2 separate regions of the Homo sapiens genome follow, and region 1 is linked to region 2. A link is an interaction called in ENCODE POLR2A ChIA-PET data of the cell type or tissue named here. Cell type or tissue: GM12878. All regions are shown on one strand. Each heading gives the region's core, and the rest is flanking DNA. Links, peaks and the distances in the headings are about the cores only.

Region 1 (6,566 bases), core at 2,034-6,033, 120 kb after region 2:
GGGACCACAGGTGCATGCCACCACGCCCAGCTAATTTTTAAATTTCTTGAGGAGTCGGGGGTCTCACTCTGTTGCCCAGACTGATCTTGAACTCCTGGGCTCAAGCAGTCCTCCTGCCTCGGCCTCCCAAAGTGCTGGGATTATAAGTGTGAGCCACTGTGCCTGGCTGAGAATTCTTTATATGTTCTAGATACTAGTCCTTTGTTGGATATGCAGCTTGCAAATATTTCTCCTGGCCTGTAACTTATCTTTTCATCCTCTTAGCAGGGCCTTTCCCGAAGGAAAAATTTTAATTTTGATGAAGTCCAGTTTATCAGTTTTTTTCTTTTATGGATCATGCCTTTGGTATCAGGTCTAAGAGCTCTTTGGCCTAGATCACAAAGATTTTCTCCTATATATTTTCCTGAATATTTTATAGATTTATGTTTTACAGTTAAATCTATAAACCATTTTGAGTTACTTTCTGTATAAGGTGTGAAGTTTAGGTGTTTTTTGTTTGTTGTTTTGATGCCCAGTTGCTCCATTGTCCCAGCACCATTGGTTGGAAAGGCTGTCCTTCCTCCTTTGAATTGCTCTCGCACCTTTGTCAGACATTGTTTGGGCCTATTTGTGCAAATCAATTTCAGATTCTCTGGTCTCGCCTGTTGGCCCATGGTTCTGTTCCCATGTTGGTACCACACAGTTTTGATTACCATATCTATATTCTAAGTCCTAAAATCTGTGTATGGCTGCTCAAGGCCCCACCCAGCAGTTCTGGGGAGGAGTTTCTGGCTGTTGGCAGGTTCCTCTGTCCCCCAACATCACTATTCCTGAGTCAGGCTATGGGACTGGGATTGCCACCCCTACCTTGCCTGGCTGGGCCATCTCAGCTCCCAGGCCTGTTCTTGCCTAGAGTCCAGGTGCCTGGAGCCTTCTGGAGCCATCAGCCCCTGGTTTTCTTCACCCCTGCTTCCTGGGCAGGACTTGGTCTGGGGGAGCAAGGGGAGGAGCCTATGGGCTGGGAATCAAGTCTTGCCTCCCCTGAGGGTGTGAGGAAGTCCAGAACACTGCCCTCTCCCTCTTCCCTAATTGGTACCCCCCAGTCCCAGTGCTCGGTGATGGGAAGATCCAGTGAAAGGCCACATGCTTAGACTCCCCAGGCAGAGCTCAGCTCTACTTCTCACCTGCTCTGGGGCCCTGGGCACACAGCTCGCCCTCAGAATCTCCAGGTCTATATTTTGAGGGGTGAGGCTGTTCCTACCTCCATTGGTGAGGCCCTCGGTCAGCACAAGAAATGGCAGCCTAGATGAATGCGGGGCCACCCTCTCCTGGGGCAGGGAGAGGCCATGTGAGTGCTGCGATGGCAGGATGGCACCAGTGGTCAGCACGCCTCAGGTGGCATGTCTGTGTGTGTGGCAGCCTTGTAGGCCCTAAAAGGGAGTAGTATCCAAGGCGAGCATGCCTGGGGACTCCTGAGAAACAGCTGAAGCGGCCTCTCCTGTGCTGCAGCCAGTGTTCCTCTGTGGATAGCCTAGGCAGGCAGAGGTGGACATGTCAGGTGGTCCTGGGAGTGTCAGAACCCAGGGTAGTGCCAGTGAGGGCCCTTCAGGGACACTCAGGGGCAGGGCTCCAGGGCATGTCTGGGCCTGCTTTGGTAAGGGGCTTGCTTGTGGCAGTGTCGGAAGGCGTGGCACTCAGAAGCAGCCTGAAGGTGTGGTCACTTCCGTGGCTTATTTACTAAATGGGGAGAGCAAACTTAGCGTGGCACATGTAAGTCCCATGGTGCCAGCACTGTGGTCCTGCATGCGTCCTCCCTGACACACCCCCTCTGCTGCCCTGTCCTGAGCACCAGGTCACTGGTATCCACTCAGCCCCATCTTGCAGAGTCACTTCAATGTCTCCCCAGCCCCTTTCTTAGAAACACTGGCCAAGTCACAGTCCCTGCCAGGTCTGTGGGTGCCCACCCTCCATCTATTGTGCTGTGTGTCCCTGCCCTCTCCTGGGGGTGTCATGGATGGGCCAGTGGGTCTGCCTGCCTGGCCCCTAGGACCATATCAGCCTCGGGCAGCCCCCACTTGGTGGAATCTGGGTCAGTTCTGAGGTGCCCTGGCCTGGAGCCCTTCTACTACCCTAAAGAGGGCCTTCTTGTTGGGAGGGGCTGCTAGCCAGAGCCCAGGTTACTGGCCCCACACCCCATTTCAGGAGGTATCCTGCATGTCCCTCCCCAAGGCCAGGATGGAGAGTTGTTGGTTGACCACTGCACTCCTGTGATCACCGCACCCCTGCACTCTCCTCCTCGGCTTTCTCAGCCCCTGGCCTCCAGAACCGCCTATGCCCCTACCTGGGCTACTCAGGGTAGACAAGACCTTTAGCAGGGAGTCCCCTCACCTCCACTGCCCTCTGTCCTTCACCCCAGGGCCTTCTGTGGGGTTACTGGCTACTGGCTCCTCTCTAAACCCCAGTTTCCACGGGGTAGCTAGGATTGTCCCTGGCTTTATAAGGATAGCCAGGCCTCGGTGTGGGCGGGAGAGTGGGGAAAGTATTTGGAATCGGGAAGTCCATCTCTAGGGCTGATCCAGGGACTCTGGGTGGCAGGGCCTGGTCAGAAAGGGTTCATGCTGGCCTCCAGGCTGTATTTGTGGGGGCAGATCCTCACCAGAGTGAGTGGGGTGGGTCAGTACTAGGCCCCTCCACTGCCTTGCCTGCCATCAGAGCCCAGGGGTCCCTTATTGAGAAAGAGGTGGGGCCTGCTGGCACCGGGGTCCCTCCACCCTGCTGAAAGGGTCTCCTGGCTGCATCGCAGCTAACATCCCTTCCTTCCTGTCGGGCAGCCAGAGCAGCTGAGTTCCAGATAAAAACTGTCAGACCCGGCCTGTAGGCTGCTCCATTGCCAATGAACTCCATGAACCCCATGAAACCTGCCCTGCCCCCTGCGCCACACGGGTGAGTGTGGGCTCCTCTGCCCACCCCTCAGGCCCTGGGGTTGGGGGTGGCATTTCTGGAAGATCCTAGACTCTTGGACACCAGTGGCTTCCTGACCCAGGCCTCAGCAGCCTCTTTCCCTGCAGTGATGGTTCATTCGCATATGAGTCTGTGCCTTGGCAACAAAGCGCCACTCAGCCGGCTGGATCGCTGTCTGTGGTCACTACTGTGTGGGGAGTTGGCAACGCGACACAGAGCCAGGTAAGCACCCACTGGTGCCCCACCCCCGAGCAGACAGAGCCTCCCAGCACTTGGCAGTGCTTAGTGCCTCCTCAGAGCTCTGAGAGACGAAGAGGCTGAGAGGTGAGGACAGAGAGGCTGAGGCATGACATATGAGGATGGGGCCTCCTGAGTCCCCTAAGTCTTTGGACACTGGTTCTCTTTCCACACCTGCTGTGGGATTTTCTTCTCCTGTCTTCACCTAGCCTTCACAAAATGCCCCAACCTCCCTGTGGACAGCTGCTTTCCCTGCTTCCCGTGCTATACCCTGTCCCCCCCACCTCTCCCCCAACCCACTTGCCAGGCCTGTTGGTTTCTAGCACTTTGGAGCTGCTGCATGAAGCACGTTGTTTGGCTGGTTCCCTTTGGTGATTCCTGCTTCCTCATAGGTTTTGGGGAACCCCATGGGCCCTGCAGGGAGTCCCTCTGGCAGCTCCATGATGCCTGGTGTGGCAGGGGGCAGCTCCGCCTTGACCTCCCCACAGTGCCTGGGACAGCAGGCGTTTGCTGAAGGCGGCGCCAACAAGGGCTACGTGCAGCAAGGCGTGTACAGCCGCGGGGGCTACCCTGGGGCCCCCGGCTTCACCACCGGGTAAGCAAGTTCCCTCACCTGGCAGGTATGCTAGGAGCCATCAATCTGGCAGGCACCTCAGAACTGTGGCGCTGATCAGCTGGACGTTCCCTCTCTGCTTCCTGACAGCTGTAGTGGAGGGTCTAGAAAGAATGGGCTCCCCCTGGGTGCTGCATGCCTCTGGGGTGAGCACAGTCCTGGCCCTCATGAGCCCACGCAGAGAGCGTGGCAATCCTGTGTCTCCTGCAGGTATGCAGGCGGCCCGGGGGGCCTGGGCCTCCCCTCACATGCTGCAAGACCCTCCACTGACTTCACGCAAGCGGCAGCTGCTGCAGCTGTGGCTGCTGCGGCAGCCACTGCCACCGCCACAGCCACAGCCACCGTGGCTGCTCTCCAGGAGAAGCAGAGCCAGGAGCTGAGCCAGTATGGAGCGGTGAGCCCCCTCAGCAGCTCCTCCCACATGGCAGCCAGCCTGAGGGCCTGGGAGGAGGTACTCAGCCAGACAGTGGGCTCCAGGGACAAGCATGGAATATGCCAGGGCTCATGAAGCCAGTAAAAGAGAGATGTGTGGGAAGGAGTGAGGGTCTGAGGGGAGAGGTTTCTGGGGTGTCCTGTGAAAGGGTATGGTGCCCACATGGGTGGGTGGGCGGGTTTTATGCCTATCTTTTGGAGCCCTTTGTGGGTGGGACCTGGACCATTCTTCTTTTTTCTCTTCCTAGATGGGGGCCGGACAGTCTTTTAACAGCCAGTTTCTGCAGCATGGAGGTCCCCGGGGGCCTAGTGTCCCCGCTGGCATGAACCCTACTGGCATAGGAGGGGTAATGGGCCCCTCTGGCCTCTCCCCCTTGGCTATGAACCCCACCCGGGCAGCAGGAATGACACCCTTGTATGCAGGGCAGCGTCTGCCCCAACATGGGTATCCTGGGCCTCCCCAGGCCCAGCCACTGCCCCGACAGGGGGTCAAGAGAACCTACTCTGAGGTGAGTGTCCAGGTCACCTAGTTTGGGGCCTTGGGTACCAACTCCCTCACCCAGGCACTCTTTAGAGCTGTGGTAAAGAGCAGGCTTCTGGCTGGGCATGGTGGCTCACGCCTGTAGTCCCTGCACTTTGGGAAACCAAGGAGGGTGGATCCCTTGAGCTCAGGAGTTTGAGACCAGCCTGGGCAACATGGCGAAACCGTGTCTCTACAAAAATTAGCCTGGTGTGGTGGCATGTGGCTGTAGTCATAGCTACTTGGGAGGCAGAGGTGGGAGGATCGCCTGAACCCAGAAAGTTGAGGGTGCAGTTAGCTGTGATCGCTCCCCTGCACTTCAGGCTGGGCAACAGGAGTGAGACCCTGTTTCAAAAAAAAAAAAAAAAAGCAAAAGCCGGGCATGCTGTCTCATGCCTGTAATCCCAACACTTTGGGAGGCTGAGGCAGGTGGATCACTTGAGATCAGGAGTTCAAGACCAGCCTGGCCAATGTGGTGAAACCGCATGTCTACTAATAATAGAAAAAATTAGGCCGGGCGCGGTGGCTCACGCCTGTAATCTCAGCACTTTGGGAGGCCAAGGCGGGTGGATCACGAGGTCAGGAGTTGAAGACCAGCCTGGCCAGCATGGTGAAACCCCATCTCTAATAAAAATACAAAAAGCATTAGCCGGGTGTGGTGGCGGGCGCCTGCAGTCCCAGCTACTTGGGAGGCTGAGGCAGGAGAATTGCTTGAACCCAGCAGGCAGAGGTTGCAGTGAGCTGAGATCATGCCACTGCACTCCAGCCTGGGTGACAGAATAAGACTCCATCTCAAAAAAAAAAAAAAAAAAATTAGCCGGGCGTGGTGGTGTGCACCTGTAATTCCAGCTACTTGGGAGGCTGAGGCAGGAGAATTGCTTGAACCCAGGAGGTGGAGGCTGCAGTGAGCCAAGATTGCACCACTGCACTTCAGCCTGGGCAACAGAGTGAGACTGTCTCAAATTAAAAAAAAAAAAAAAAAAAAAAACAGGCTTCTGCATGTGAGAACTGCCTGTGCCTGACAGTGTCACAGCAGGATCTTCAAGGGAACCAGGAAATCTCCATTCCCCGAACCCTGCCACACATGAGACTCTACTTCCTTCTGGAACCAGCTCCCCTGATGCCTTTTTTCTCCCCTCGGGCATTTTGCCTCTTTTTCAGGTGTATCCAGGGCAGCAGTATCTGCAAGGAGGCCAGTATGCACCCAGCACCGCCCAGTTTGCGCCCAGCCCTGGGCAGCCCCCTGCCCCCTCCCCTTCCTACCCTGGGCACAGGCTGCCCCTGCAGCAGGGCATGACCCAGTCCCTGTCCGTGCCTGGCCCCACGGGACTGCATTATAAGGTAGGGCAGGCTCCTCCAGGCCCTGTGCCGGGCTCCGTGCTGAGTGCTGTGGGACAGGGGACCTTGGGGCAGTCCTGTCCTCGAGAGCGACAGGGTGGCTAAAGGGGCCAGCAGGATGTGTAGGTCCATGTGTGCTCATGGACCACAGCTCTACAGGAGATGGGGGGTGGGGGGTGGGGGCATTCTGACCAGTGCAGGAGCAGCTCCTGGGGTTTGGGATCCAGTTCCGAAAGGACCCTCTACAAGATTCATATATCTCAGGGGTATCCTGTGCAGGGAGCAGCAGGTGGGTACCCAAAACATTTGAATGTTCTTTATGGAAAAGTGTCATTCCTTCTACTTGCTGCAGAGAAATCCATTGAGAGGACAGGCCCTCGCTGCTGGCCATGTACCCTTTCTGGGTGCATGGGCAGAGCCTACCTCCCTGGGAGCCTGGGTGCGCCGGGTGGTGCAGCTTGGGGGAGGAGAGGAGGAGGGCTTAGC
Region 2 (8,198 bases), core at 2,273-6,272:
GCTGGGCTGGGGTTCCCCCAAATAGGGTTGCATAATTATTGAGGACAGATGAGGCCTCAACCAGACGACCACAGGTGACCCCAGACTGTGGGTCTTCCTCACCTCCTTGAGAGTTGCAATTCTGAGAGCTGATAAAATGTGCCATTGTGTGCAGATCTGGGTAGTTTGAAGCGTTCTCATTTCCTGAGGTGTGTCAGAAAGACTGCGTGAGAAAGGGGTCACAGTATCTTGGATGTCATCTTTTCATGCAGTAAAAAGTCTGGTTTCCATGAATGTTTGTATAACAAACCACCTCAAAACTTGGCACCAGTGTAGCATGTCTCATGACTCTGTGGGTTGGCTAGGTTTCCCCACTCCTCCCACTGCCAGCTCCCTTGGAGCTGAGGCTCACACCAGGCTAGAAGCCATGAAGGCCTCTGATGTGTCTGGCAGTTTGTGCTGGCTGTTCACTGGGCCCTGCCATCCTCCAGTAGGCCGGAGCGATTCCTGCACAAAGTCCCAGAGTAGCTCCAGACAGGGAAAAGAAAGGCTGTGGGGCCTTTGAGGCCTAGGTCCAGACCGTACACTGCTACTCCCCACGCCATTACCTTGGTTAGAGCAAGTCACAGACAACCCTTAGGGACATCCGTTTGGGGAGAGGAAAAGGCATGGCCACTGGACAGCCCTCCACAGCTCTTTTCATAATGACCTGATAGAGCAGCCACCTTTAGTCTAGTGCAGAATCCCAGCAAATATCATTCTGATATCAGTAGATTCCATAGGGCAGAGCTGAAGCAGCTGTTCTTTGCTAATCTTGGAAGTTTATTGATGTTTTATTTACACACCTGTACAGACAGAAGATAATAGAGATTGTTTAGAAATATTCTGTCACCTATAATGACTAAGCATTGCTATAATGGAGCATGTGGTTTCCTTAATTGAAGAATACCTAAATAGAAGCCCATTCTTAACTGGCCTCAGTATAAACAGCTTGTAGTGGCAGGTCACCAGGCCTGGATCACAGTGCCCTACCTTGTTTTTGCTTCATAGGCAGAATGGTGGTAAGTGGTACTCTGGCCTGGGCAAGGTCTGAGCAAGGCCTGCATTGATGGAGGGTCCAGAGTCCAGCTCTACCATCTGCACATTTTCTTTGGAGACTTGTGCTTAGCCCAACAGCATGAATCATTTGCTGAAGGCTCTGGAGGTGGGCATTCCATCCACAAGTCTCCCCAATAGGGAGTACCCTGTTTGGACATACAGGGTAGTCACACATATGGGTTTTAAATCTTGTTCTTAGGATATTTTCAGGAAAAGCTCTGGCCCACACGTTTAGGACCATTTCCTGGGCAGCATTGGAAGGAGTGGTAGAGGTCATGCAGGCCTGCCCTGTCTTGTGTGCAGGAAAAGAATGAGTTGTTGGTCTACACTGAGGCCGGGATGGGAGGCCTGCCCCTTACAGCAGCGCCGGCTGAACTCCAGGCTGGCTGGTCACATGGTGCCCAGCAGCTGACTTTTTATCAGCTTGGCTGGATTAGAATGAGCTGAAAGAAGAGCCATACGCCGGTGTTCCTTGGTTACATGGTGCCCTGTAGTTGATATTTATAGCAATTAAAAAGCATTGTCAGTGTCAGAACTTAGTAAGTGAGGTTGTGTGGATAGTGCTGGGCCTCATCAACTTATCAGCTGTGCGAGGGCCTTTGAGCATGGGTGTGGCTCCATGCAGCAAGGAGACCGGAGCCTGCCCCACCCGCGCCGCGGATTATTTAGACAAGGTGGCAGTAATGTGGTGACCAAGGGTAGCTACGTGGGTGGGCTGGGCTTGTTCTGTGGCTGAGGTGGAGTAGGGAGGGCAGCTGGAGTGGCGTCTGTAGGGGCTATGGATAGATGAGAGGAAGTGGTCTCATCAGTCCAGAGCCACCCGTAGTCATAGAGCTTGGGCTAAGTTGTAACACTCTCCTCATGTTCCTCATCAACTTCTTGAACAAATGCAAGTATATGTGCAAGGACTTTATAATTTTTTTTTTTTTTTCGAGATGGAGTCTCGCTCTGTCTCCAGGCTGGAGTGCAGTGGCACGATCTCGGCCCACTGCAACCTCCGACTCCCTGATTCAAGCTATTCTCCTGCCTCAGCCTCCTGAGTAATGGGGATTACGGGCACGCACCACCACGCCCAGCTAATTTTTGTATTTTTAGTAGAGATGGGGTTTCACCATGTTGGCCAGGATGGTCTCAATCTCCTGACCTCATGATCCGCCCGCCTCAGCCTCCCAGAATGCTGGGATTGCAGGCGTGAGCCACTACACCTGGCCGGACTTTATAAATTTTAAAAAGCTGCAAATGCAGGACCATCATCTTAAATAGCCTGTGTTTAGGACTTTTACAGACAAGAAAACAGGCCAGAGAGCTGAAGCAACTTCCCGAATCCTCATGCAGTTCATGGGAGGCAGACCTAGGACCTGGGGACCCAGGAGGTGGCCACAGTCAGTCCTACTGGTCTGTGAGTGGGCACTGGGGGGCTGTAGAGCACCATCCTGCATGACAATGGGTGTCAGCTACTGCTGGGGGAAGGGATGTCAGATGGTATATTTGCCACCCTCAGAAATAGGAAGCCCTACCTATTGGAAACCTCACAACCAAGGACTGGCAGGGAGCTTGGCCCTCAAGACTCCCAACTGCTGACTCAGGAAGGGCAGAGTCTGCTGCCTGTAGCTGCCGATATGTGGGAACAGACAAGTGCTCCTTGGTTAGGAGTGGCACCTGCTAAGGTCAGCGCCTCTGCTGCAGTGAGGGGCAGCCCTGGACTCAGACTCTCCCAGGGTGGAACCCCATACCTGTCAGGCTGCTCCCTCAGAAAGGAGGCTGAATATCATCTGAATTTAATTCAGTAAAGGTTAGGTGAGCAGCTGCCACATGCAGAGAGCACTGAGGATACTGTTTCTAGCCTTTCAAGAGCTTCCTTTGAAGAAAGAGCACTGGTCACTGTGAGGAAAGTGCATTATGGTTGCATAGAATTCTGAGTTTGTGGGAGCTTGGGGAGCAGTGACTTTTGACTTGGAAAACAGAGCTTCATTTATTACAGCTAAGTGCTTTTAGTTACCTAAAATTAAATAGGAGGTCTGGTTTCATTTCATCCAGAATGTAAAAATTATTTACCGCTGAAATCTATCATGTTTAAGTCATCTCAGCAACAAGTTGATGATCTTAAACCCACTCATGGGAAGTTGGCTGTGAGTGGGGTGGGGGGGCACACAAGCTCCCTGCCTGCGAACCACCCCTCCCTCTGATGCCATTTGGTGGCAAAAGTCAGCCATTACCCTGGTCAGGTGCTTGTTCCTCTTGGGGGTGGTTAGTGGTTTTCTCCTTAATCTCCCATATTCTTTTTCACTCACCTGCAGCCTGGTCCCAGCTCACCTGCCCAGCCTGGTTTCTTAACCATCTGTACACCCTGCATGTGGCAGTATCATGAGTCTCAGCACATGGTGGGCAGGCACTGGCCAGGTGCTCCTGTTGTCTATTCTCTTTGGCCAAATGTCTTCTCTCTCCTCCTCAGGCTCTGCAGGCCTTACCTTGCCTTTAGGGCTCAGACCGTGGGCCCCTCCTCAGAGCATCCTTGCTTTCCTCTCCCATCCCACTTGTCTTACTCTTCGTTTCTCAGCACTTGGATCCATTCTGTGAATTTACACGTTTACTGGTTTTTCTTATTCTTGTTAAGAGTAAGAAGCTCATTTTAGTCATCTTCCTGTTCACAAACCTTACAGTATGCCACATATAGTTAATAGATATTTGTTGAATTGAATGAGAATTACTGGATTTTTAGAAATAATGGTATTCATTGGCTCAGCATCGTGCCTCACACCTGTAATCCCAGCCCTTTTGGGAGGCTGAGGTGGGTGGATCACCTGAGTTCAGGAGTTTGAGACCAGCCTGGCCACCATGGTGAAATCCCGTCTCTATTAAAAATACAAAAATTAACCAGACACGATGGCGGTGCCTGTAATCCCAGCTACTGGGGAGGCTGAGGCAGGAGAATCACTTGAAACCGGGATGGGGGTTGGGGGGTGGTTGCAGTGAGCCAAGATCACGCCACTGCACTCCAGCCCGGGCGATAGAGCCAGACTCTGTCTCAAAAAAAAAAAAAAATGGTATTCATTTTTTGACATGGTACATCCTGCACACATCTGACACTCTTAGGAAAATGTTTATGTGTGGTAAGAACTTCATCAGAATCCCATAGCCCCTTGCAGGGCTCAGAAGTTGGCCTTTTGGGAGTGAGTGCTTTCCCGCACCCCTCCCCTGGCCCAGGACCCCTCACTCCTTCTGGCAGCTTCCTGCCCCTTGAATGTCATTTACAACCTTGCCCACTTACCTTAACATTTTAACCTTTTCCCCCTTATCAGTGACATTGTCATTGGTGGTCAGAGAATTAACTGTGTGTAACTGTATATTTGAGGCAAGGCAAGGGGACAGATATTTTCCTTACGTTATTAGTTGTGCAACAGAAGCCAATTAAGAGATTGGAGAGATGAATAACACTAGTGATGGGTTGCAACTTGGGTGTGGAGCTGGGCACACCCACGTACGTCATTGTGACTCAGAAGTCCCTGTCACCGCCCTGAGCCAAGTACTAAAGTAAGGCCCAAATACCACACTTACTTCATAAAGAAACCAAAGTCTGACTGCCTCCATTTCTCATGAGTGAAAAACTGTTTCTATTATAGGAAACTTAGGTCTTCAGTGTGTTTGATGGTAGCATGCTATTAGATTGTGTATTCTCAAGTCTGATTTTCCCCATTACTGTGCTTTCTCCTTTTCACTTCTGCTTTGTCACTTGGAATGTTTCTAGAAGTAGAAGTCACTGCCCCTGCCTACATCAGACTGCAATTCCGGGACATCCAGGCAACAGCAAGGGATAATTAGGAATAAATTTGGCTGGAAGAAAGGGAAAATGCAGCTTAGGCAGCCTAAACCAACAGGCTTATTTTTCTCACTCAGTAAGAGAGCTGAGGTCGCCTGACTCAGCTCAGGTTCTCAGTGAGCCATCAGCCACCAGGTGCCACCTTTCAGTGAGTGGGCTTCTATCCCTTCCAGGTGTCTCTTCATGCTCCATGGGAATTAGATGGGACATGCTTTGACTCTCTCTTCCAGAAGCTTTCTCTTCTTTTTGAAGGGGCTTCTGTTTGCGCTGGGTGGTCAATGACTCAGCCTAGTCTTGATTTATCCCCCAGGATGGGGACAGACAGCAGGGGAGAGATCTCAGGTTGAGATGAGTGTACAGTAAGGGCTGGGAGTATCAGAAGGGGAAACGCTCTCCCAGATAGTGACAAAGCTAAGCGACCATGTGAAGGGAGAGGACAAACATCCCATGGAAAGAAGGGTAGCTGCCAGGCCTGCGGGAAGGAAGGAGCATGATGCTGGGGCATGGGAGCAAGTGGACAGGGAGGGCTCTGCAGGTCCCCTGGAACCTAAAGCCAGGGGTTATGGAAGGCAGATCCAGATTCAGGTGTTCAGAGGATGAGGCAGGGGTGGGTAGTTTAAGGAGCTGGAGAAGAGGTATCTCCTTGGGGAGTGGAAGATGTTAGAGAGATACAGGGTTGCAGGACAACAGGGAGGTGGAAAGAGAGTGGGGGATGGACTGTGGCATCTGGGCCCCACCAGGAAGGAAGTGGCCCCATTGGTGACTCATACAGGGAGGGGTGGGGCCAGTGGGTGCCTGGGAGCTCTGGTACTTGGGCAGGTCTGGCTTCCTGCTGCCACATCTGTTGGGAGGTGAAGCCTGCAGGCCAAATAATGACCTTCATTTTCAAAGCCTTTTTGAATAAATAAACTTTTTTGAGGTTTAACTTACATATATTAAAATTCACTTGTTTTAAGTGTTTAGTGCAGTAGGTTTTGCCAAATGTGTGCAGTCACTACACTCGATACAAAACATTCTATCACTCAATTCAAAAACCTTTTAGTATACCTCCAGGTCTTGGCGCAAAGAGGGCTTGCTGTTGTTGGGTGTGGGGGCTCACCCAGTCCTGGAGACAGAATGGGCTCTTTGTCTGAAGGTGGGGCAGGGTGCTCCCCCAGTGGTGTGGGAACTGAGCCAACTGGAGAGTGAAGTGGGATGCATGGTGTAAGATGAATAAGGGAAAGGCTGCAGAAGTTGCATTCCCAGCATTTTCCTTCCCGGGGATTCCCAGCAGCTCAGCAGTACCGGTATGAACCAGTTTTTTTCTGACTGCCTCCAGCATGAGCTGAATTTCCGTCTGTGCAGTTATCCTCAGCCAATTGAAAATCACCTGGAGTTGTATTCCAAGCACAAAAGAAGGTCAGAGAGTGGAGGCCCGATGATCATGATCGCCCTGTCTCCAGGGCCTAGGCTGGAAGGAGTCCTGCAGCCTTTGTGGCTCAGGACCAGAGAGCTGACCTTGACCCTGACCTTGTGATCCCAGGCATCAGTGGCTGGAAATTCCTTTCATTTTATTGTTGAGCCCAGAAGCGCCCAGCTCTCTTTGGCAAGGTTAAGCTAGGGTAAGAGGCACTGTTACTAGAGTGACCAGAGTTCTTTAAGCGTCGCTCTGCTATTACTCAGTTAACCTTATTAATACCCTGCCTGGTGACTGCTGTGTGTAAATTCTGCCTGAGCCCACATCTCTCCAGTGGGAATATGATTGACATTCCAGGTGCTCTAAGTAAGTTGGAAAAGCCCACAGAGAGCCTCAGTAAAAGTTAGCTATACCTATCCCTGCTGCTATTGGTGGGTTTTTTTTGTTTTGTTTTGTTTTACTATTTTAATTGTTATTCAAAGCTAATTTTATTGAAAAGAAGTAAACTTGTGATTTTGCTATGACTTTTGGCTCTGGATCCAAAAGTGAATATTGTCCCCTAGGATAAAGGAGGCTGTCTGTACAGCTGGAGAGACTCTTGATCTAAGGTCTTGCTCTTGGGTGACTTTGCCCTGTGTTTCTGGACACTTAATGGGTTTTACGAAATAGAAGAAAATGTTTTAGGGGTTTAATAAAGTTTGGGTTGTGCTGTTCTCCAGTACTTACTGGGTTTGAGGGTCATGCCCTATCCATGAACCTGTTGTGGCCCCAGGGAACTAAGTAAGTGTCTACAGCTAGACTTGGGGTGCGGGTCACATGGTGTGAGGGTAGACATTCTAGCACTGGAGCAAGTTTGGGGTAAAGAAAAATTTTGATTAGGTTTTTTGTGGGTTTTTTTTTTTTTCTTTGAGACAGAGTCTCGCTCTGTCGCCAAACTGGAGTGCAATGGCATGATCTCAGCTCACTGCAACCTCCGACTCCCTGGTTCAAGTGATTGTCCTGCCTCAGCCTCCTGAGTAGCTGGGATTATAGGCACACACCACCACCCCCAGCTAATTTTTGTATTTTTTTTTTTTTTAGTAGAGACAGGGTTTCACCATGTTAGCCAGGATGGTCTCGATCTCCTAACCTCGTGATCCGCCCGCTTCAGCCTCCCAAAGTGCTGGGATTACAAGCATGAGCCACCAAGCCCAGCCTTTTTCTTCTTTTTTTTTTTTTTTCTTTTTTTTTTTTTTTTTGGAAACAGGGTGTCACTCTGTCGCCCAGGCTGGAATACAATGGTGCGATCTCAGCTCACTGCAACCTCTGCCTCCCAGGTTCAAGCGATTCTCATGCCCCAGCCTCCCAAGTAGCTGGGACTACAGGCCTGCACCACCACACCCAGCTAATTTTTGTATTTTTAGTAGAGACGGGGTTTCACTATGTTGGCCAGGCTGGTCTCGAACTCCTGATCTCAGGTGACCCACCCACCTTGGCCTCCCAAAGTGCTGGGATTACAGGCATGAGCCACTGCGCCTGGCCTGATTAGGTTTTACGTGACAGTGGTAGCTTGCTGTTGGTTCTTGCTGTGCAGGGGTGGGATACAGCCAGACTGACTCCTGCTCAGTTTCCTGCTGTATTCAAGGGGTTTCTCCTTTTAGGTCAGGTCCTCAGTTATTGGAGGCCTGGGTAGAGGCCAAGAAGTGCAGTCATTGGTCATCCCTGCTTTCACAATGAAGATGGATGTCCAATGCATGTGGTCCCCAGTCATCTCTGCTTCTAGAATGTATGGAGCTCTCAGTCCTGCTGGAAAAGCTCCATGAAGTCAGAAGTACCTGAGGGTGTCCAGTGTATTTGTGCACAGCCACCTTTTAGATCCCTGTGTCCTTGACAGAACCAGTCATGGACTGAGTGGGAGGCAGCCTTTAC

Evidence for each region. ChIA-PET counts read pairs that join two places held together with the same protein. Peaks named below come from ENCODE experiments on the same cell type or tissue, not always from the same donor. Only the 100,000 strongest peaks of a DNase experiment are listed, where the experiment ranks them.
Region 1: POLR2A ChIA-PET joins it to region 2 with 7 read pairs; 16 of 35 experiments call an interaction of 5 or more read pairs at or near these places.

What each region holds. Positions count from the first base shown.
Region 1 is chr7:44,753,378-44,759,943 of GRCh38, forward strand. It overlaps ZMIZ2 (zinc finger MIZ-type containing 2), which reads left to right. Exons shown (of 19, transcript NM_031449.4): 2 at 2,811-2,922; 3 at 3,048-3,162; 4 at 3,570-3,772; 5 at 4,001-4,184; 6 at 4,471-4,731; 7 at 5,904-6,083. The coding sequence starts at 2,873. Among named protein-coding and RNA genes, the nearest start is that of ZMIZ2, 7.8 kb to the left of the region's middle. RefSeq lists an enhancer at 1,297-1,978. In GM12878, for the core only: no CTCF peak of the experiment used is centred there; no DNase peak of the experiment used is centred there.
Region 2 is chr7:44,633,715-44,641,912 of GRCh38, forward strand. All of the region lies in intron 2 of OGDH (oxoglutarate dehydrogenase), which reads left to right. Among named protein-coding and RNA genes, the nearest start is that of OGDH, 31 kb to the left of the region's middle. RefSeq lists enhancers at 4,312-4,822, 4,668-4,787, 4,676-5,203, 5,268-5,417, 5,732-6,259 and 1 more and a silencer at 1,643-1,798. In GM12878, for the core only: a CTCF peak has its summit at 5,752; DNase peaks (open chromatin) are centred at 4,707 and 5,617; H3K4me3 peaks cover 1,275 bases; H3K27ac peaks cover 3,077 bases.